Regions from separate parts of the Homo sapiens genome. Here region 1 is linked to region 2. Evidence: chromatin loops called from intact Hi-C (ENCODE). Cell type or tissue: heart left ventricle. All regions are shown on one strand. Each heading gives the region's core, and the rest is flanking DNA. Links, peaks and the distances in the headings are about the cores only.

What was found. A loop is a pair of places that touch in the nucleus more often than their neighbours do. Peaks named below come from ENCODE experiments on the same cell type or tissue, not always from the same donor. Only the 100,000 strongest peaks of a DNase experiment are listed, where the experiment ranks them.
Region 1: a loop joins it to region 2, with 21 times the contacts of the local background. A loop is called at or near these places in 64 of 110 quality-filtered maps.

Annotation. Positions count from the first base shown.
Region 1 is chr11:17,712,228-17,729,231 of GRCh38, reverse strand. It overlaps MYOD1 (myogenic differentiation 1), which reads right to left and starts at 9,661. Exons shown (of 3, transcript NM_002478.5): 1 at 8,820-9,661; 2 at 8,252-8,330; 3 at 7,096-7,977. The coding sequence starts at 9,449. The coding sequence ends at 7,724. RefSeq lists enhancers at 7,689-8,200, 8,201-8,712, 14,080-14,580. In heart left ventricle, for the core only: a CTCF peak has its summit at 8,909 (motif pointing right); a DNase peak (open chromatin) is centred at 10,555; H3K27me3 peaks cover 4,957 bases.
Region 2 is chr11:17,597,165-17,602,164 of GRCh38, reverse strand. It overlaps OTOG (otogelin), which reads right to left. Exons shown (of 56, transcript NM_001292063.2): 31 at 2,468-2,494. Among named protein-coding and RNA genes, the nearest start is that of OTOG, 52 kb to the right of the region's middle. RefSeq lists an enhancer at 1-33. In heart left ventricle, for the core only: CTCF peaks have their summits at 2,844 and 3,048 (motif pointing left); DNase peaks (open chromatin) are centred at 123 and 3,004; H3K27me3 peaks cover 450 bases.

The DNA of each region.
Region 1 (17,004 bases), core at 6,447-11,446, 120 kb before region 2:
CATTTCAATAAATGATGCTGAAACAACTATATATTCATACGCAAAAGAATGAATTTGGATCCCATACTTACACCATATTAAAAATTTTAAATGGACCAAATTCCTAAATGTTAGGGCCAAAGTCATATAACTCTTAGAAGAACTTGAAGTAAGTAATCGTTTCTTAGATGTGATGTCAAAACCATAAGCAAAAAAAAAAAAAAAAAAAAGGAACAGGTAGATAACTTGGATCTTGGATCTCATCAAAATAAAATAGACATTTGTGCTTCAAAGGAAGTGAAAAGAATTCGCAGAATGGGAGATATAATTGCAAATCCTATATCTGATAAGAGTCTGATATCTAGATTAGATAAAGAACTCTCATAACTCAATGTATTAGTCCATTCTCACACTGCTATGAAGAAATACCCAAGACTGGGTAATTTATAAAGGAAAGAGGTTTAATTGACTCACTGTTCCACATTGCTGAGGAGGCCTCAGGAAACTTACAATCATGGCAGAAGGCAAAGGAGAAGCAGGCACCTTCTTCACAGGGTGGCAGGATGTAGTGAATGGAAGCAGGGGAAACATCAGACACTTATAAAACCATCAGATCTCATTGAGAACTCACTATCATGAGAAGAGCATGGGGGAAACCACTCCCAGTGATCCAACTGCCTCCACCTGGTCCTGCCCTTGACACATGGGGATTATGGGGATTACAATTCTAGGTGAGATCTGGGTGGGGACACAGAGCCAAACCATACCACTCAACAACAAAAAGACAACCTAATTTTAAAATGGGCAAAGAATTTGAATGGACATTTCTCCAAAGAAAACATACAAATACTCAATACGCACATGAAAACATGCTCAACATGTGATTAGAGAAATGCAACTCAAAACCCACTTCACACCCACTAGGCTACTTCTAACAAAAAAGACAAACAACAGAATGTTGTCAAGGATGTGGAGACATTGGAACCCCTATATGTTGCTGATGGGAATATAAAATGGTGCAGCTGCTTTGGGGAAAAGTTTGACAGTTCCTCAAAACTTTAAACATAGAGCTGTGATATAGCTAGCAATTCTGCTTTTAGATACATACCCAAGAAAATTGAAAGCACACATTTACACAGACACTTGTACTTGAATGTTCACAGCAGCATTATTCCTAATAGCTAAGAAGTAGAAATAACCCACGTGACCAACAGATGAATGAATTAAAAAAGTGTGATATATCCGTATAATACACTATTATTCAGCATAAAAAGGAATGAAGTATGCTACACGCTGTAAGATAGATGAACTGGCTGGGTGCGGTGGCTCACACCTGTAATCCCAGCACTTTCGGAGGCCGAGGTGGGGGGATCACCTGAGGTCAGGAGTTCAAGACCAGCCTGGCCAACATAGTGAAACCCCATCTCTACTAAAAATACAAAAATTAGGCGAGCGTGGTGGTGGGTGCCTGTAATCCCAGTTACTTGGGAGGCTGAGGCAGAAGAATTGCTTGAACCCAGGAGGTAAAGGTTGCAGTGAGCTGAGATCACGCCACTGTACTCCAGCCTGGGTGACAGAGGGAGACTGTCTCAAAAAAAAAAAAAAAAAAGATAGATGAAGCTTGAAAACATGATGTTGGTGTTAATTGTTGAGGTCTAGTTACAGTGGCATATTATGAATTTTATACATGATTCCTTTCATATGAAATTTCCCAAATACGCAAATCCATAGAGTCAGAAAGTAGGTTAGTGGTTGCCAGGGGCAAGCAGGAGGAAGGGGATAGTGAAGAGTGACAGCTAATGCCTATGGGTTTCTTTTGGGGGTGATGAACATGTTTTGAGATTAGACAGTCGTGATGGTTGCATAGCCTTGTGCATATAGTACAAACCACTGAACTATGCATTTTAAAAAGGTGAATTTTATGGTTGTGAGTTATATCTTAATTTAAAAATTGGGAAAAGTAAAAGAAAGAAGGACCAGTTAACCAGGAGTCTATAATTGAGTTGCCTGTGCTGAGAATAAGCTTCTCAGTTTGTTGTGGTCCCGGTTTCCTTATCTGTAAGAGATCTGCTTCATAATCTCTTCTTTCTTTGAAATGCTTTAAGCAAATTATGAAATAATTTCAAAACTGAGACATACTTTTTAAATTTACTAATTTATTCCACAGAGTAAATGCCAAAGTCCAGGTGGGTTAAGTCCCATTCCCAAGATCTTAGAGCTGGTCAATGACACAGCCAGGCCTAGATCCCAGGGAATTATGTAGCCATTGGCATACCATAGGACTCACTTCCCCCTGCTACTGGGAAAGTTCTACATGAATTAAAACCCACTGTCACGTGTTCTCTGAAAAAAATAAGTTACCAACTACACAAAAATGACCCTGTGCAATATAAAAACAAATATTGCACAGCCTCTCATCGAATGTTTTTAAATAGGAGTGACTTGTGTGCAGTGCGAGTGTTTCAAATGCCTTATGAGAGAAAAAAAAAAACGAAGGTAGGACCAACTTGTTTTTTCATCATTATCACATCATCATCTTTGCCTTTATCTTCCTCCTCGTCTCCTCATTCTATCTACCTTCCACCTCTTGCTCCTTTTTCTTGTCTTTTTCAGTCTTGCCTACCTCTTTCCACCCGCATCCGGCTGCACATTCTTTGATTGCTTCTTCATGTGACAATGGTTTTATAATATCATTTTCTATACAGAGAATAGAGAGATTATTCAGTCTTTCCTTCAACATGGTTGATCAAAACTTGTTTTGTACCATTGATAATTTAAGGAAATTTCAGGCTCACAAGTCTATTGGAAATGTCATGTACATTTTTAGAATTGATGTCAAATTTGAGGAAACCTCAATCAAGTTTCTTTCATCTGTGGGCTGTAAAAACTCAAGGCATTTTGAGTTTTCTTGTGTGGTGACTAATTTTAAATATTTTTTAATTGACAAGTTTCTTTAATAATTGTGTTGATGATGTTGAGGTCTTGTTATAGTGGCATATTATGAATTTTATGCTATCTTTGTGGATGCCAGTAGTTTGTAACAGATCAGCAAAAAATTTAAATCTTTTCCCAATGTGTTCATGTAATTTGCCATTATTCACTGGTGGGATTATTAAACCATGCAAGAGTCTTTTCCATAAATCTATTAGAAAATTTTCTTCTTCTTTTAATAAACCACTTTTTGGCATGATCTAGATAAATTTTGTGGTTCTAATTATCTTCTCAATGTCAGAATCATTTAAATTTATATCATTGTTCATCATTATTGCTTATGTTTTATATTTCATTTATTTAAAATATATTCCACTAAACCCAAATGAAATTTATACCTTTAGATAGGACTGATCCAAACATCCCCATGAGTGCTACCCAATACAAGGGTCAGAACAGAAAGAGACAATGGTCATAACCAATTGTTAAAAGTGATTTACTTTGGCAAATTAAAAAAGTAGCTAGACCATATAGACATATTTCTAGGGTTTCCCCCAGGACCTTAGAAGGGGCTCATACGAGAGAGGGGAACTGAAGCTTAAACTTTATTGTCTTCACAGTCTATCAGCCTCTGATGGTGTGCTCTGGGTACACATGTGCTTTTGTATGAGCACATATGTGTAAAGACATATACATATGTCTCTGTGGAGAGCATGGCCCTGGTGCTTCCTCAGATCCAATGCAGGTAAAATGGCCCCATGAGCAAAGGATGTTCCATCTACACTGCAAGTGAAGTCAGGCTCAGCCAGTTGTCCCCCCTTGAGGGGACTGAGGTAAGGGACAGGCTAGGAGGGGACCTCAAACCCTATCCTCGATGGTGTGATCCAGTCTCCAGCTGTTCCCTTCCCTCTTGACTTTTCTCACTTCCTCTCTTCTGACATCCTCTGCAGAAGACACAGAGCAAGGCAGCCAAGAGTGCAGTCTCTGGAGCCCTCTGCCTGGGTTCAGATCCTGGCTCATGACCTATGCTGATCTAACTAGACTTCTTCCCTGGGAATTTTCTCCCCACTGCCCCGACAAAGATGGAGTCTTGCTCTACTGCCCAGAGCTGGAGTGCAATGGCATGATCTCAGCTCACTGCAGCCTCTGCCTCCTGGGTTCAAGCAATTCTCCTGCCTCAGCCTCCTGAGTAGCTGGGATTATAGGCGTGCACCACCACACCCAGCTAGTTTTTGTATTTTTAGCAGAGACGGGGTTTTATCATGTTGGCCAGGCTGGTCTCGAACTCCTGACCTTGTGATCTGCCTGCCTCAGCCTCCCAAAGTGCTGGGATTACAGGCATGAGCCACCATGCCAAGGCTGGGAATTTTCTAACTGGGTTTAATGGTAAGATCCATGGTAACCCATGAGTTTCTGGAGAAAACCAATATGGACTAGGAGAGAGTGAAGCCAAGCAGAGACATGAAGTGGACAGCCTAGAAGTGTGAGAGGAGCTCTAGCTCCCAAGGTGCATAGATGCCGTGGTGCTTATAGCTCTACTTCCAGATATGAGCTGCCCCGTGAACTTCCAACACACCCTCTTGTGGGGTTTAGGCTAGTTTGAATAAGGTTTCTGTCACGAAGTATTCTACACTAGATGTGTCACCATACCTGCTTCTCCTCCTGAGGTCCCTATCTGTGTAATGGCACCACCACTTACTCAGAAGCAAATCACGGCCTCAAGTCAGAAGCAAACCAGAGCCTGGAGTCATCCAAGGCTCCTCCCTTCTCTACACTTTCTAGGGCCTACACGCACAAGGCACTGTGAAGTTATGCAGGTTGTCACTACAGAAGTGCACCCAGCTGAGGAGGTGAGTGGGGGCTGAAGTCCAGCCTGCTCTCTGCCTGCCTAGTCATGATCCCTGGTGCAGGGCAATGCCCCAGGAGAGAAGGGGTACTTTTTTCTAATTACACACAGACCCCCTCTAGGATACTGGGACCCTCTTCATGTATAGAATTGCTTCCCTTGGTGCAGAACTTCTGCCTCCTCTGTCGACCTGCTTGCCTTCTCACTCCGCATTACCACCTCTGCTTACACCTGTTGCCTTTCCTTACGGTGTTTCTCATCGTTTATAACATTGTATTTATTCACTTGGTTCTTCATCTCACGGTTACTTCCCCAGTGGATTTTAAGCTGTAGGAAGGTGGAGACTGTGCCTTCAATGTTCTCTGCTGTACCCTCAACACTGACACATTATTTGGCCCAAGCCAATTCAGGATATGTCATACCTCCTCTAAGCAACCCCAGTGGCTTCCTGAAAGATCTCCCTGTCTCAAGTCTTGTTCTCTCCTACCTATTCTGCTAGCCCAAACTGGCCTTTCTAAAATACAGAATTATTTGTATCCTTCCCCTGTTTAAATTCCTGTGTGGCTCCCTACTGCCCTCGAGATAAAGTCCAGATGAGGTCCATTGTGGTCCTGCCTCTGCCATTCCATCTTCCTCTGGCCCCTCCCCATGGGCACCTGCAGTTCCACAAAGGCAGTTTTCTTTCTCTCACCCCTGGATCTTTGCACCTGCTGTTTCCTCAGCTTGTAGCCCCTTTCTTTGGCCCCTCTTTCCTGACCAACTCCTTCAAGATTCTCATTAAAGTTTACCTGTTTGTCTATATCTCCCCCAGAATAGTTAGGGAACCTTCCCCTTTGCTTCTATGGCGTTCCCCTGCTACATGCACCTCCAGTACAGTACTTAATTCAACAGGATGTAACCAGCTGCTAAAAGGTTCCATCCTAGTCAAATGTTTGTGTGCTTCCCAAGGGCGGGAACTGCATCCAACAGTCTCTGTTTTCACCCAGCATAAGACCTGGCATCTGTGGAATCAATGAATTCATGAATGGACCCCAGGGGGTCTCAAGGGTATAAAGAATCCCAAGGGACATGTGGGGAAGTGGCCAGAAGACAAGTGGAGGATCATTCGTAACACAACAGCTCTGGGCAGCTTCCTAGGCACCCTGTGTTGGGGAGAGCAGAGAATGGATCCTCAGACAGGTAATGAGGATATTCGGATATTCCTTCTGGCATCACATCTTGCCTGCATTCCTGAGGGCCCCCTACTTGGCAAACAAAACCCTTGAAAGTGGGCCTGTAGGGTTTTCAGGAACAACATATATGGGGTGGGATGTAGGAGGTCCTGAGGTCCTCATGGCACGCGTGTGTTGGGGGTGGGGAGGTGGTAAGTGAGTGGGGAAGAACCCTTGCCAGACCATCCCTCAGGGGCCTTGGACCCAGGGGAGGGCACAGGTACCTGTGTGTGTGTGTGTGCGTGTGTGTGTGTGTGCATTGTGAGTACATTGTCTACTCTTGTTTCTTAAGACAGAGCTCAAATGACAACTCTTCCGGGAAGCCCTCCCCAACACTCAGGCTAAATAAATGCCCCCTCCTCTGCTCTCAGAGAGTTTATAGCCTGATGAAGAGTACCTATGCCATCTGTGATGATGCTGGCCCACATGCCGCTCTGCTCACAGGATCCGGGCTCCTGTTGTCTTATGGAATCTGATAGTGTCGGGATGCTCTAGGTGCTGGGTAGAGGTGTCTGTGCCTGTCTGGCCTTCTATGCTATCTCTTTGCAGTTACACCTATTACTAATGGGCTGTAAGTGCCAGAGAGCTTACAGCACATGTCTACACTCATTTAGATCTTCCTCGGAATGCTGTGGGCACCCTATCACATCCTCTATACCCAACGAGGCCCCCAAGTGATGCCTGGGCCACAACCTTCCCGTGGTTCTTCTGGTTATCACACCTGGGTTCACTCACTTTATATGGAGGGGATGATTCTCAGCCTTGAATGAACTTCAGAATCACTTGGGGAGCTTTTGAAAAAAAATACCAATACCTGGCCCTGGGTATATGGGGCAGAAACATTAAATCAGAATATCTAGGGGGCGAGCTCAGACATGGGTTTAAAAAATACTCATATCAACCTGTGTACCCTTCCATAAGAGCCACGGACGTGTGTAGTAATGTAGTCAAGGTCAGAGGAACTTCCTCACGTACTGGAGAAATTTGCACCCCTCCTTCCTTCCCCAGGCAGCAGGCTTCCTCCTTGCAATCCGCCTGCCGCCTACAGGCGTCGCTGAGGGACAGCTGGCCCAGTTTGCGGATTTTCCTCCGGATCCCACACCCATGTCCAGGGAAAGCCGGAGCCACGGCGGTATAAATTAGCGCCTTTATTTTGATCACCTGAGCGAGCGCCCGCGGCTCGCCCGCCTGCGGTATAAACGTACAAATTCCCTGTAGCACCACACACCATGCCTCAGAGATAAATACAGCCCCAGGGGCTCCTGCTCTGGCAAAGCAACTCTTATTTACAGGAATAGATTACAAAAGTATTACAAAAAGTGGTCCTGAACCGGGAAACGGGTTGGGGGTGGGTTACGGTTACACCTGCTACATTTGGGACCGGAGTGCACTGGGTCTCACGCCCCCCCAAATAACCGGTGCATCCCGGGGCAGGGCTTAGGTCTGCGAGGGTCTCACCCCCATGGGGGAGGGCGCGAGAAAGCTGAACCTAGCCCCTCAAGGTTCAGCTCTGGCCCACCGAGGAACACGGAGCGGCCATCGCAATGGGTCTCCGAGAAGGGTGCTGCGTGGAAAAAACCGCGCTGTGTCCTTGCCCTGTGGGGCGGGGGCGGAAACTTCAGTTCTCCCGCCTCTCCTACCTCAAGAGAGGTCGCTTTTAAAGCGCTGTTGGGAGGGGGGCATTTAAGTTCAATCTTTTGGGCGCGAGGGACCCTAGGGGCACCATCCCTCGGGCGGGTGGGCGGCCACCATCCCCTCAGAGCACCTGGTATATCGGGTTGGGGTTCGCACCCGCAGGGCACTGCGGGGCGGCGTCCGGTGACTGGGTGGGGTCGCCGCTGCTCTCTCCCTCGCTGGGGGCGGCAGCCTCTTGCCTGCGCGGAGGCGACTCAGAAGGCACGTCCGCCAGCAGGAGGGCGGGCGCCGCAGGGCTCTCGGTGGAGATGCGCTCCACGATGCTGGACAGGCAGTCTAGGCTCGACACCGCCGCACTCTTCCCGGGCCTGGGTTCTGCGCGGGGAGGGCTCGGTTAGTAAGCAGGGGTGGGGCCGCGACAAGCCTCCCACCCCCGGGCCCAGTACTTTGAGACAGATTGGAAACTGAGGACTTTAGTTAGAGTCCGGGACAATCCAAAAGACAGGGAGCTACTTGCTTAGTATTTCATCTCCTGCACCACTTCCCAGGACATAGGCGTGTGTGAGTGGGGGTGGGAGCGTCCTAGATAGAGGCCAGGACAGCTCCATGAAGGAGGAGGAGCGAGCAGGGAGAGGCCCGGAATACCCACCGCTGGGCGCCTCGTTGTAGTAGGCGCCTTCGTAGCAGTTCCGCCGCCGGGCGCCGCTCGGGGGGCCGCTGTAGTCCATCTGCAAACAGCAAGGGCGACTGAGTCAGGCCCGCGGGACGGCTCGAGGCCCGAACACCAATTCCTGTAGCCGCCCCCTCCCTAACTCTAGCCTAAGGCTCTAGTTCCGGGCCCAGACCTGTCCTGGTTGGGGGGGTAATTACGGGTGGGTAGGAGATGAGGTCTGCAACATGCAGGGCCAAACCAAGGGCGGACAGTCACCAAGGGGCGCAAATTTACATTTTGGAAGTAGGGATAAGTAGAGAAAAAGATCTTCACGTTCGCGCTGCAGTGTTCTAATAGCGCCCCCAATGGGGCAGCTCGAACGCTTGCCCGCACACTTCCAAAACAGGCTACCCCAGTGACAGCTGCCCAGGACAAGGGGGTCCTCTCTCTCGGGAAGGATCCTGGCCCAAACCTCCCGCAAGGCCAGCTCCCCGCCCTCGGAAACGCGTCCCTGATATCCCGAGCGCCGCCCTAACTTCCTCACTTCCTGGGGTCCCGGCCTTACCATGCCGTCGGAGCAGTTGGAGCGCGGGCTGGACGCGTCGGAGTCGCCGCTGTAGTGCTCGCCGCCGCGGCCCGGGGGCAGCGGGCCCGGCGCATAGAAGGCGGCTGCGGCGCCAGGGGGCGCGGCGTCCTGGTCGCGCAGCAGAGCCTGCAGGCCCTCGATATAGCGGATGGCGTTGCGCAGGATCTCCACCTTGGGCAACCGCTGGTTTGGATTGCTCGACGTGCAGCGCTTGAGTGTCTCAAAGGCCTCATTTACTTTGCTCAGGCGGCGCCGCTCGCGCATGGTGGCGGCCTTGCGGCGGTCGGCGTTGGTGGTCTTGCGCTTGCACGCCTTGCAGGCCCACAGTAGGCAGCGGCCCGCCTGGTGGTGCCCGCTGGGCGCGCGCACATGCTCGTCCTCACGTGCGCCCGGGGCCGGGTGCACCGCCGCGGGGAAGTGCGAGTGCTCTTCGGGTTTCAGGAGCGCGCCCACGTGCATCAGGCGCGGGTCCAGGTCTTCGAAGAAGCGCAGGTCCGGGGAGTCGAAACACGGGTCGTCATAGAAGTCGTCCGTTGTGGCAAAGGAGCAGAGAGAGCCGTCGGGGGCCGTCAGGTCTACGTCGCGGAGCGGTGGCGACAGTAGCTCCATATCCTGGCGGTGGCGCGGCACGGTCCTGGCTTCGCCCAACCCAAGCGGCAGAGAGTGGCCGGAACTTTCTGCCGCTCGGGAGCCCCGGCTGTAGATAGCAAAGTGCTGGCAGTCTGAATGCCCACCCACTGTCCCCCACCCCTCCCTCTCCTGTCCGGCCTGATTTGTGGTTAAGGAAAGCGGCGGCAGCGCCCCAGGGCTTCCTCACCCCTAGCTTCTCGCCAGGCGCCCTGGGCTATTTATCCGTAGTAGCCTAAACGCCCCGGAGCCCAGGCGGGCAGCTGGGGGAGGGGGAGTCCGAGGCCAATAGGAACACTGCGGGGCGGGGCTTGGGGGGGTCCCCGGGGTGGCCGCAGGGGCCCGCAGACTGGCCAGCCAGCCCGCCCCTCCACACTGGCGTGCGCGCTAGGTCCCCTACCGGGCAGGGAGGGAGGGAGCGACCGGCAGCCCTAGGCGGCTGCACTTGGCTCTCCGGCACGCCCTTTCCAAACCTCTCCAACACCCGACTGCTGTATCCGCGGGAAACGCTGGCTGCGCGCGCTCACCTCTGAGCTGACTTTCAATACTCCTCTGTCCCCTGATTTGTGGGGGACCCATGGGTAGAGCGGCTGTAGAAATCAGGTCGTGAGAGATTTGGAGAGAGGCAAGGCATTGGGGGCACAGAGCTGAGGAGTGAGACCGTGAAAGAGGGACCGAAAGAGGCTGAGAGACACGCAGAAAGCAGAAAGCTTAGAGCGTCAGGGGCAGAGAAACGCACGAGTGCAACAACAGGCGGAGAGACCCCGAGAGTTGAAGTGGGCGAGCCCGAGACAAACGGGTCGTAGAGGCTCTGATATTCCGCCAGTCCCCGACCTGGGAGTTGCTCAGCAGGTCGTGGGCCCAGTCCTTCTTCCCTAGACGCTTAGAAACCCAGCTATGGTTGTACAGGAATCGGAGATTGCTGCTAAAGCTTCGCGCCAATCTCTCCAAACTCGGATCCTGCCCAGGTTAGGAATCCCCTCCATCTAAATCTGCACGTTTCCACAGCAGGGGTGTCCAGTGCCATGCCTGGGGTCTAGGCTGAGCTGCCTCTTCAGCTGGGAAGAAAACCCTTCTGCTCGGGGCTTGGCTCCGCCTCACTCGCGGTGCTGAGTCAAGGAAAGTGCATTTCGCCAAGGTGTCAAACTTCAGGACCTGGCCTGAGAACCTGACCTCATCTCACCTGAAGTCTCCGAGAGTGCGGTTTGCAGACCAGTTGAGTGCAGACTCCAGAGTTTCCCAACTGTGTGATTTTGTGGAAGTCATGTCTCCTTCCTGAGCCTCAGTTTCCAGTTATAGATTTGGGGATGACAGTAATTTCTTGGAGTAATTGTGGTGGGGATGACAGTCTGAAGAGACCAAGGATATGGAAGCCCTCAGGCGGTGATGTAGGGTTATTCGAGCAAGGGGCTTTCAGAGTTGGATGCTGTGTCCCGCAGGCTTACAACTCATCTGTGGTACCATGCCCTGACGGAGTGCCACGAGTCTCCAGGCCTTAGCTGTGTCTCTTTCCTGCAGCCTCACTGGAAAGGCTGGAAACAGGAGGAGGCAACCACCCCATGGGATGTGGGATATCTGGCTCCCATACAAGCCTCAGCATACCGGCCACCCCCATGGGGGTCTCTCAGCCTCTTCCTGAATCTGCAGTTCACACAGTCCTCTCAGCACTCTGGCTAGGAATCTCCGTTGGCCATACATCCCTGCCTGGATCTCCCCTCCTGGAAACCAGAAATTTAAGCAGGAGTGATCTTTGTGCCTTTCCCACTAACTTCTGGAAGGCATTCTAGCTGGCCGTTCTGGGCCCTAAGAAGTCCTCCCTTCCCACAAAACTCAGAGGGCTCTGTTGGGGTCCTAACTTCTTCACTTCTCTGCTGCTGGTAGTGGTGCTGAAGGTCTCCCTTCATGAAGTACTCACCTCGCTTTACTCCATAGGGCCCACCTGTATTTGTTCATTCAGTAAAGTCTACATCATGGAGCAGCAGTGACAGTAACTCTAAATCCTGGCAGAGGCAGCAAAGTCCTGGCCTCACCCCACCCAAGCTGCAGGGGGTCACCCGGAAATCCACATATTGTTAGGTATCCATTATGTGGCAGGTACCAGTCCAAGTGTGGGGCTAGAGCAATGAACAAAACCAAGACTCTGCTTACATGGCACTTACATTGTCAATGTAAGCAGGGTGATAGACAATGAACAAATAAGCAAGGAAGTATGTGATGCCAGGAGGTTAGAAGCCTTATGAAGAAAAAGCAAGGCAGGGAGACACAGTGATGAAGATTATGGAGTGATTAGAGAAGGCCTCTCTGCTACATTTAAGCAGAGACCTGAATGAAGAGAATTGGAAGCAGATACCTGGAGATATGTAGGGCCAGATAGAGGGATAAGCATGTGCAAAAGTCCTGAGGCAGGACCATGTTTGGCAGATTCAAAGTATGGCAAGGAGGCTCATATGTCTGCAGCAGGGTGAGTAAAAGAGATAGTGGGAAATGGGGTGAGAGAGAGAGAAACAGGATTATATTCTGAGATGGCTTGAGCCATCTCACTGGAGGGCTTGAGCGGAAGAGAAGAATATCACTATCTGATTTACATTTTAACAGGAGCATGCTGGTTACTGGAGGGAAAGGGCAGAAGGAGGGAGACCAATTAGGAGGCTATTGCAATAATCCCAGTGAGTGGAGCTGGTGAAAAGTGGTGGTTGAATTCTAGATATATGTTTTCAAGATGGAGCTAGCAGTATTTACTCACGATTGCATGTGGGAAGTGAGATAAGCAAGGAGCTAAGGATGACTCCTGCAAGAATGGAGTTGAGAAGACTAGGTTTGTGGGTGGTAGATTAAGTGTCCAGGTTTGGGCAAAATTTGAAATGCATATCGGATATCCAGATGGAAGTGTGGATTAGGCAGGGGGATTTTTAAGGCTGGAGTTCCCAAGGAGAGGTCTGAGTATGAGGAAGAGCTGTCCATTCTACCTCTAAGACCTGTCTCAAGTCAGTCCATCCCTAGTGTCACCATCCTGGACTAAGCTGTCACACTGCTGCTCTGGATGACCACAATAACCTGGCTGCCCTCCTCACTTCCTCTGTAGCCTCAGTATAATCCATTCGTTACATAGCAGCCTGAGTAGACCTTTACAATGTAAATGGGATTATGCCATCCTCCTGCTTCAAACTCCCCAGCAGCTTCTTGCATTTAGAGTAAAATCTCATCTCCATCCCCTGGCCTATCAGGCCCTGCATGAGCTAGCCTCAGCCTGTGTCTCTTACTACACCTGGAGGCACCATCCGTTTTGATTGCTCTACTCCAGTTAGCCTGACCTCCTTTCTTGTCTTCTAACACTCTGAACAGGATCCTGCCTTGGAGCCTTGTCCTTGCTGCTCTAAACTCATAGCATTATCCCCTGGGCTTTTCCCAAGATTGACTGCATTTTATATAATAGATCTTCTTGCCTCCTTGGGACATCACTGACCATTCCCTCTAAGATAACTGCCCCCCATACTCTGGTTCACACCACCCTGTTAATTTCCTTCCAGGCACTGCCACTCTTTATAATCTTCTTCATTAGTTTGTTCATGACTGACTTAGCCCCATGAAGGCAAAGATGTTTTGTTCACAATGACATTTCCAAAAACCATCACAGTGGCAGTCACACAGTAGGCACCTGATAAATGTCCAGTGAATGAATGAGTGGCCTCACGCCCTTTGCATCTCTATGCATATATTTGAATGTCTTGAACTGTGACATTAATGAAGATGGTTGAATTTCTTCAAAACTGGGAAGTCACATACATGATTAGACATCCATGTTCTATTACACTTGCTCTTCCCAGGAAAGGCTCAGACCCCATCTGCCTGGGGCATGTTCTCTTGAACTGGGCATTATACATGGCATGCTGCAATATTGTAGTGGTATACTATAGAGAGATTTGGCATCTCGATGTGTCTTCTTATTGTTTTTTCACTATACTCACAATGAGGAATGTAAGTAATTGTTGTATTGATGATTTAGAAACAAATACTTCTTCCTACTTGCTCAAGGCTCAGCAGAAAGCCAGGTGCATAGTAGGCACTCAATAAATATTTCTTGGGCAAATGAATGAATGAGTCTACTTAATTAAAGAGTACTCTGAGATTCCCAGGTGAGCTATTCAAACCACTTATCTATGCAAATCTAGATTTTCCCCAAATCTGAATAAGCAAGAAACTACAAAATAAATTGGATGCTGAGACAAGTGAATACAACTTTGCTTTTTGTGCTTTGTGTTTCTAAAAACTTCCTCAGGGCTGTCATCAAGTTGCCTTTACAATAAATAAGTAAATGTTATATGTTTGAACTTACCAAACACATTTAATATTTTATCACTTATGGCTTATAAATCTAAACTGCTTTGACAGTTTTAAGCTTGATTTGCAGCTACATCTTCTTCCATAATTAGGAAGCGCTGTTTTAAAGCACACAGACATTCTAGTGGTAAAATGCCATTTTTATATTAGGCTTTCAAGTGGGATTTTTGTTTGCTACCAGGCTTCCGTTGCTCAAAAAAAGATTGGAACTCACTGAACTCGGTGACCATTTCAGACCTCTCCATGCCTGGCATCCACACCTGCCTGGAATCACCCTTCTGGTTGCGTCTCCTCTTTGGAGAGAGGTTTGTCAACACCATCATCTCTTCCCTGCTGCCCACAGAGCAGGGAGAAGTATGTCCAACCTGGGACATGTTGTCCTTTTAGTCCCAGTGCTGGGTTGGGGGCGGAGGGAAAAAGGATACCAAGTTTGGAAGCTGAAAACATTCAAACTCTTATACTGCAGAGTCTAGTCAAGGGTGCCCTTTGTCCACAGGTGCTGGACTTGTTCTGTGAGGGGCCACTAGCAATGGGCTGAGGGACTTTGAGGGGATCCCCTGGCAGCCCCCTCACCCCTCAACGCAGGTCTGACCAGAATGGTAGGCTCTGTGCTTGGGGGCATGTGCACACCTCGCCCTGGGCCTGGCTTCTGCTGTCTTCATGATGAGGGGCTCATTTGGTGGGGAGTGGGGAGGGAGTGCTGCCTGGGCTGCCCCTTCTCCCTCTGCCCTTTCCAGTCCTCCCCTCTCAGCTCCCTTGGCTGCTCTGCCCAGGGGCTATAAATGGAGAGCTGGCCTCTGGAAAGGAATGTGGGCCTGGCTGGGCCCCCACAGTGTTGTGCCCTCAGGGAGCGGCCCTGGGGCTCCCGGCAGCCTTTATATATATAGCCTCTGGAAACCCAATCCAGCCTGCACCTGCCCCAGTCTTCACGCACCCTGCCCCTGCCCAGGCTGGGCCTGTGGCTCTGCACTGGGGCTGACACAGGCTGCGTATCTGGCCGGGAGGTGGGGGGCGCCAAAGGGCCAGAAGGTAAAAGCATGAGTGGGCCTGGTGGGGCAGGGCCAGCTCCAGGTCCCCTCTCTGTCCCCAGCCTTTCCCTTCCTGTTCCTGGGTCCAACCTGAGTGCCTCCCTCTGTCCCCTGACAAACTTGCTCCCTGGGAAAGCCAAAATCCACCCACCACATGGGTATAGATCCTTCTCTGGGCCCAGTCTGGGTTGGTCAGGAGGGACTGTGATATTGCCAGGATATAGACATGGTCCCAGATTAGGGACAGGGTCCCAGAGATTCCTCACAGAAGGCCACATTTCCCCGTTTGGGGGTACTCTCCAGCCTCCCACAGACAAGCAGGGCTTAGGAGTCTGGCAGCTGAGCTGGGAGTTGAAGAACAGGAGTCCACACTGTGGAGGGAGGGAACAGGAAGACAACCAACAGCATGTGCCCTTCCCACCCAGTGTGCAGGGGGTGGGGGCAGGGCACTATTGGGGTGGTGGGGATATTCCCACTCTCAGTTGTCCAGTCTATGATTCATTCACTTATACAACAAACATTTATTCAGGTGCTGGGAATGTGATGGAGAATGAAACAGACCATGTTCCTTGTTCCTGTGGAACTGACATGCGGGCAGGGCAGGGCAGACAATAAGCAATACACATAATAATAAATAAATTATATAGATGTTAGAAGGCGATACACGCAGAAAAATATTACAAGCAGAACAAGATGAGCAGGATTGAGGTGCCAGGTTGGGGTCGGCTGTAGTGTTAAACAGAGTGGTCAGGTTGGCAAGGTAACATTTGAGCAAAGAGTTAAAAGAGGCTTGGGAGTTAGCCATGTGGCATCTGGGGAAGAATGCTCCCGGCAGAGAGAACAAAATAATTATTGAGCACCTTCTATGGGACAATCGCTTCTGCTAGGAGCAGAGGATTCTGTGGGTACAGACAGGCATGGCTCCTGGAGCTGTAGGGGCTGGGGGGTGTGGGGGTGGCACGAGATAGAGTTTGGGCATGGGGTTTGATGGGCAATCTGTTACTTCTTCTTTTTTAAAAAATTGAAACAGAATCTCGCTCTGTCGCCCAGGCTGGAGTGCAGTGGCGCGATCTCAGCTCACTGCAACCTTTGCTGCCGGGGTTCAAGCGATTCTCGTGCCTCAGCCTCCTGAGTAGCTGGGACAACAGGCGCGAGCCACCATGTCTGGCTATTTTTTGTGTGTTTTTAGTAGAGATGGGGTTTCACCATGTTGGCCAGGCTGTTCTCGAATTCCTGACCTCAGGTGATCTACCTGCCTCAGCCTCCCAAAGTGCTGGGATTACAGGCATGAGCCACCCGCACCTGGCCAATTTGTTACTTCTAATGAAAGAATATCTTACAAACCAAGAGATTCTTGAAGAACTAGGCATAATAGGCTAGAGCTGTTTATTCCCCTCTTCAATAGGTTTATAAAAACTCCCTCCAAAACTGACATAGTACTTAAATTTAAGAGGGAATTCTCTAGATGTGATTTTTAAATTTAATTATAACTTCATCTAGAACTAAGCTTTAGCCCAATTCAGGATGTGAGATGAGGGTGGGCTGCTACCCAGGGAAGAGGCTAAAGGGCATGGGATGTGACCCATGTGAGCTTGGTGTTATGGGGGGACCCTCCCTGCAGCCCGCCCAGCTCTTTCCCCCACGAGGCCCCACATGCCATGTGCACCTCACATTCCATGCAGCCCTCACAATGCCTCTCACTCCGGGTTCTTTCCCAGACACTAGGAAGCCAGATGAGTGAAAATAGCAGGAGCTGAGACTGCCCACCAGGTAGGGGAAGCTGAGGCCAGGCTTAAGAACCCACTGATGCCTGGCTTCTGGAAAGACCTGAGGCGTTCATTCATTCATCCAGCCTCTCTTCTTCAAGCTTATTCTTTATGTAATTAAAGACTTTCTCTGCCTCAGAGGTGAGCCCTGGGGTCTTTGTGGGACTAGATTCCTGGGGTTTGAAATACACATGCGCTGTTTACTAAACAACACAAATAAGGTGACAATAACTTAATGACTAGAAGTGTTCAAGCAGGCAGAGCTCATGAAGGTGCTAATTATTCTTCTAGCCTAAAGACATTAGGCTCCCGGGGTGAGGAGGTCTACATGAAAGGAGAGTTCACTACCTTCACATTTGAAAGCACCAAAAAAATGCGAATTCAACTTGCAGCATGAGGGATTTA
Region 2 (5,000 bases), core at 1-5,000:
CACCTCCCATACCTCCTGCCCCACCCCTTGGCAGCAGTGGGGTGGGAGGGCAAGCTACCAAGGAGGAACTCTTGATGGTGTCCTTCATCCCAGATCTCAGGGACCTTGATGACCCTGAGAAGGAAGGGACAGGATTCCCAGGCTGCCAGCCCCTGAAAGGAACAGACCCACTGCACAGTGCCTGAGTCACTTCACAGGGAGCCAAGGAAGAAGGCGACCCACAGGGAGCACCTGGGCCCCCCATTGTCTCTCCACAGCCTTCCCACTGCCTGAAACTTCACCATTACAGCCACTGCTCTATTCAAGGTCCCCTCTGGAAGAAGACGTCAGACCCGGTTTCTGCCCACCCCAGGCCTGAGGGACAATAAACCTGTTAGTGTTTATCTAATTATTTCAAACACGTGTCACTGTTGAGTCTTTAGAATTCCTGTGGTTGTCAGTATAGGTTGGCACAGAGCATGGGCTTCCTGGACAATCACCTTGTAAGGATCTTCCTGCCTCTGCTGTGCCCACCCCCCACCCCAATGCCTCCTCCCCACGGCTGCTGAGCTGCCCTCCCAGCCACGCCCCCTGGTGGGACGCACCAGTGGCTCTCCATGGCCCTCAGGACAGAATCTAAAGAGCCCAGCTTGAATTCAGAAGCCCTTCAGCCCTCAGCCCCTGCCCACCTCCCCCACTCCCCCCACGCCCTGGCTCCTGCCATGCTGAACTTCTCTTGCTCTTCCTGGAAGGAGCAGTGGTGTTATTTCCCAGCTCACATCTCATCACACCGTTCCACCCACTCAGAGTAGTCCTCCCCGTTTTGTGCCTGACAAACGCCTACTCAACCTCTGGGGCCCAGCTCAAATGTCACCTCCTTGTGAAGCTCTCCCTGCACCCTCTCCTGCCACATGCAAATGTTGTCCCTCCTCCTCTGTGCCCCACCAGCTCTTGGAGCATGGCACACACCAGTTACAGCTCTTCGGATGAGGATCTGGATGGGAGGCCCACATCTGTCACCCCCACTAGATGGGAGACAAGCAGTGCTGGCTGTGCTGGCAAATGGCTAACAATGAGATCTCAAACAAAAAAAAGTGGTTTGTAGGGCTTCTGGATTTCCATGGCGTAAACACTCCCACCAGGGGTCAACTGGAAACTACCAACTGAATGTGGAGTTAGAAACACAATAGGTGCTAGAGAGGCGGCGTGAGCCTGCTCCACACACCGCTGTGGCAGGACTCAGGGACCACTGACTTCCCAACACCTGGCGGGCCCGGACCAGAGCAAATGCTAGTAGAACGGAGCAAGGATGGGTGAGTGGGTGGGTGGGTAGGTGGAAGATGCTAGAAACAGCTTGTCCTTTGCCAGTTACTGCCACCCAAAATGCCATGGAAGAGAGAAAACGAAACAGCTCCATCTTGCTGAAATGCCTTGCCTGATGTCAGACAGATCCTGTCTGCCCCAGGGACCACAGTTCCCCCATTGCAGGCTCATTCCTTTACCAATTGAAGGTCTGGGGCTGTCAAGAGCCCCTGGGGACTAGCATTTTGGCAGAACTGCAGTCCTGCGGATGCTCATGCTACACCCTGGTCCGGCCGTCATCTCGCAGGCCCCCAGATGGTATCCTGTCTCCAGTCTCTCCTTTCCACTTCACCCACCACAGTCAAGCCAAAATCTGATAATGCAGGCAACTGAGGACAAAAAGTCTGGGCCTCTGCCCACATAGGCCTGCTCCTGGCAGCACAGTCCCTGGAGGAGGGTCGGGGATTGGAAGTCAAAGGCGAACAGCACTGAGGACCAGATGAGCATCTCACTCTACCAAGGTCTGACCCTGGCCCAACTGGATGAAGTTCGGTGCTAAAAACTACTCCTGGGCAGCCCTTCTCTACCCCACCCACCCAATCCCAGTGATTAAATTGATGAATTGGCTCTAAACTGGACATTAACCTCCCCTGGGTCTTTGGTTATGACCTGTGTTTTCACCCTCGTTAATCTAAATGTCAGAGCATCTCCCGGAACCCTGCAACCTTGGCTGAGTTTGAAGATGAATGTGGCAGGCCACATGTTTTGTTCCACCCATAGTCAGAAAGGGCAGTTTGTGTCTGCTTTTGCCAAAAGCTAATCTTCGGGGAACCCAAGGTGATGTTCTGTGGGCCTGATGAGCTAGATTATGAAGGCGGAGGAGCTGGCACATAAGTGAGAATGGGGTTTTTCCTTCCTGGTGGGGCTGCCCTGCCGAGCACAGTCCCCGGGAGCTGGCCTGCCTGGGCCCCGGACAGGGGCTGCAGGAACTGCTGAGGATAGAGGTGCAGGACACCCCTGGGCCCTTCACTGTCAGGGCTCTCTCTGCATGATGGGGGCCCTCCCATTCCGGGTCACGGCTCTTCCAGGGCCAGCAGCGCCTCGGGATGGCTGATGCTGTGTGGCGTCAGGACAGGGCTGGCAGTGCCTGAGCCCCTGAGACTCTGCGTGGGGAGGAGGGGCTTACCTTTGTTAAAGAAGTCACAGTCATACGCTGAAAGAGAGAGAACAGGAACTTCCTGAGAGCCAGCCCAGAGCCTGGAACAGACAGACAGAGCCAAGGCTCCCAGCATCCCAGCCTCCCTTCTTCCCCAAGTGCTGGGCCTGGCCTGCCTCCCACATGTCAAGATTTGGGAATGGTCATGGATGCAGATGTCTTAAGTGGAGGAAAGAGAATGGCTCCTCTCTGGGCCGACAGCACGAGGCTCAAAGACTGGCACACAGTAGGCACCTCAGCGATGTGTCAAGTAAATGAACAAACGAATGAATGTTGAAAAGAAGCAGGTGTATTTTGTGTGGCGCCAAAGAGCAGGATTAGAACCAAGGAGTGGGAGTTTTAATCAGAAATGTTGCGGAAGGCCCCCAGAGGAATGCAAGCACAAGATGGAGGCTGGTCTTCCAAGAGCCTTCGGTGGGAAGGGGACCGGGAGCCCCCAGCATCCCCGGCTTCTTCAAGCCCCTTGCACTGCAGAGGCGCTTCCACCAGCCGAGCTGTGAGAAGCTCCCGCAAGCGTGAGCTCAGCTTGCCCTCTAGTGGTCATCCCCAGCACCACACCCTGTTCCCCTAGCCCCTCAGCTGCAGATTCTCAGTCCACTGAGGTGTGCCTGGGACCTTGCAGGAGACCCCTAAAGCCAGCAGCAAAGCCATGAGGAGCCAGGCGGATAGACCTGGGATAAAGCTTAGGAGCAGCATGCTTCACACATAGGCACGGTCTGAAGAGAGCCACCGACTCACTGCACACCCCAGACCACAAGGTCAATGCATCTGGGGTCACCCTCCAGAAAGAACACTAGGAGTCAGGAGACAGGCCCGCCATGTGGCTAGGGGCACGTGCCTGCCTCTCCCTCCATCTGCAGACTCAGAAGGCTGAACCAGAAAATTAGAAAATCTCCAAGTTTCTGGTTTCCAGGGTATACCCAGTCAAGGGGTGGTAGCCGAGAAGAGTCATTAAAAAGCCAGCTCTCTAGAGTCAGACCTGAGTTCAAATCCCACCTCCCTCACTCATCAGCTGTGCATACTGGACCAAATTACTTAACGTCAGTGAAATTTAGTGCCCTCCTCTAAGGTGGGACCGCTACGTACATCTGCCCCATAGACCTGCCAGGGCCTGGACCAGGGTAAGGCAAAGTGCTCATCTTGGATGTGAAATTTAAGGGGCTACCAAAAATCTCAGTAATCAAGATAAATACTATCTTAATGCAATATTTTTAAAACATCAAAATTAATGCAAAAATATCCATGATAAATAAAATATTACAATTTAAAAATAAAGACAAGATCATTAACAGTCTCCCACTGAGCCAGAGTAGAGACTGAGACAAAAGGAAACATTAATACTATTGATCCTTTGATAGTTTGTTCATCACAGTATTTTTACAGCAATTTTTATTTTACAGAAATATTATATTGAAACATTATTTCTCTTGATTACTGCATTTTTGGTGCCCCCTGAAACTTTGTACCCCAGGTAAGCACCTCAATCACCTCCCCCTAGTCTTGCATATTAAATGAAGTAATGCACATAGGCACAAGGCCTGGCACACAGTGGACCCTCAGCAAGTGTCCTTCTGCTCCACCTTCTTCCTTTGGCGTCTTGCCTGCAGGCCTCAGGGCTCTGGACATGTCAGTACCGGGTGTCCATGAAAAAATGACAACAACCCCCACATTAGCACAGGGCACTGTGCCAAGTGCTGTACATGCAATGCCTTGTTTAAACCTCACAGTACCCTACAAGGTAGAAGCAGTTATCTTCACCCTTCTATTACAGACGAAGAGACTCAGAGTGTGAGGAATATGTCCCAGGCCAACTCAGTGGAGCTTGGGGCCAAACTCAGTCAGTCTGACCCCAGAGCGCAAGGCTGTGTAATGGCCATCGCACCCCAAGGTGAGGTGCTTGCACGAGGAAAATCCTTTGGTGCGTGGGAATAAATAAAAAATAATCAATGAAGAATTTAGCCTTCTTTATATTTTCTTTCATCTTTTAAATATTAATTTTTAAATTTGTTTACATATTTTACTTGAGGAGTATATCTATGGATGCATATCTATGTACGCATATGTATGTGCACAAAATGATTTTACTTGATAGGTGTGTGCAATGAAAAGCATCTGCAGACCACCATTACTCTGAATAAACTGATCATCTGTGCTGCCTCTGATGGGACCTGCAAACCTCAGCTGACAAAGGACTTCTATATTCATCACCCAGTTTGGTCCTCAGAGTCAACCTTGGGGGCAGGTCTATTCCTGCTTCTCACACAAGAAAATTGAGCCCTAGAGAGGTTGGGTGAGTTGTTTGAAGTCACATAGCTTGCGAGTGGTAGCTCTGGGTCTAGGCTCCTGACTCTTCTAACAAAGTGGCTATGAGCTCGGGTTCGCATTGGACTCTCTAGGGATGAACCCTGGCTCCTCCACTAACCTTGAGCATGTTACTTGATCTCTCTCTCTAGGCTGTTTCTTCAACTGTAAAATAGGAAATATATAGCCCTGTTTCAAAGGG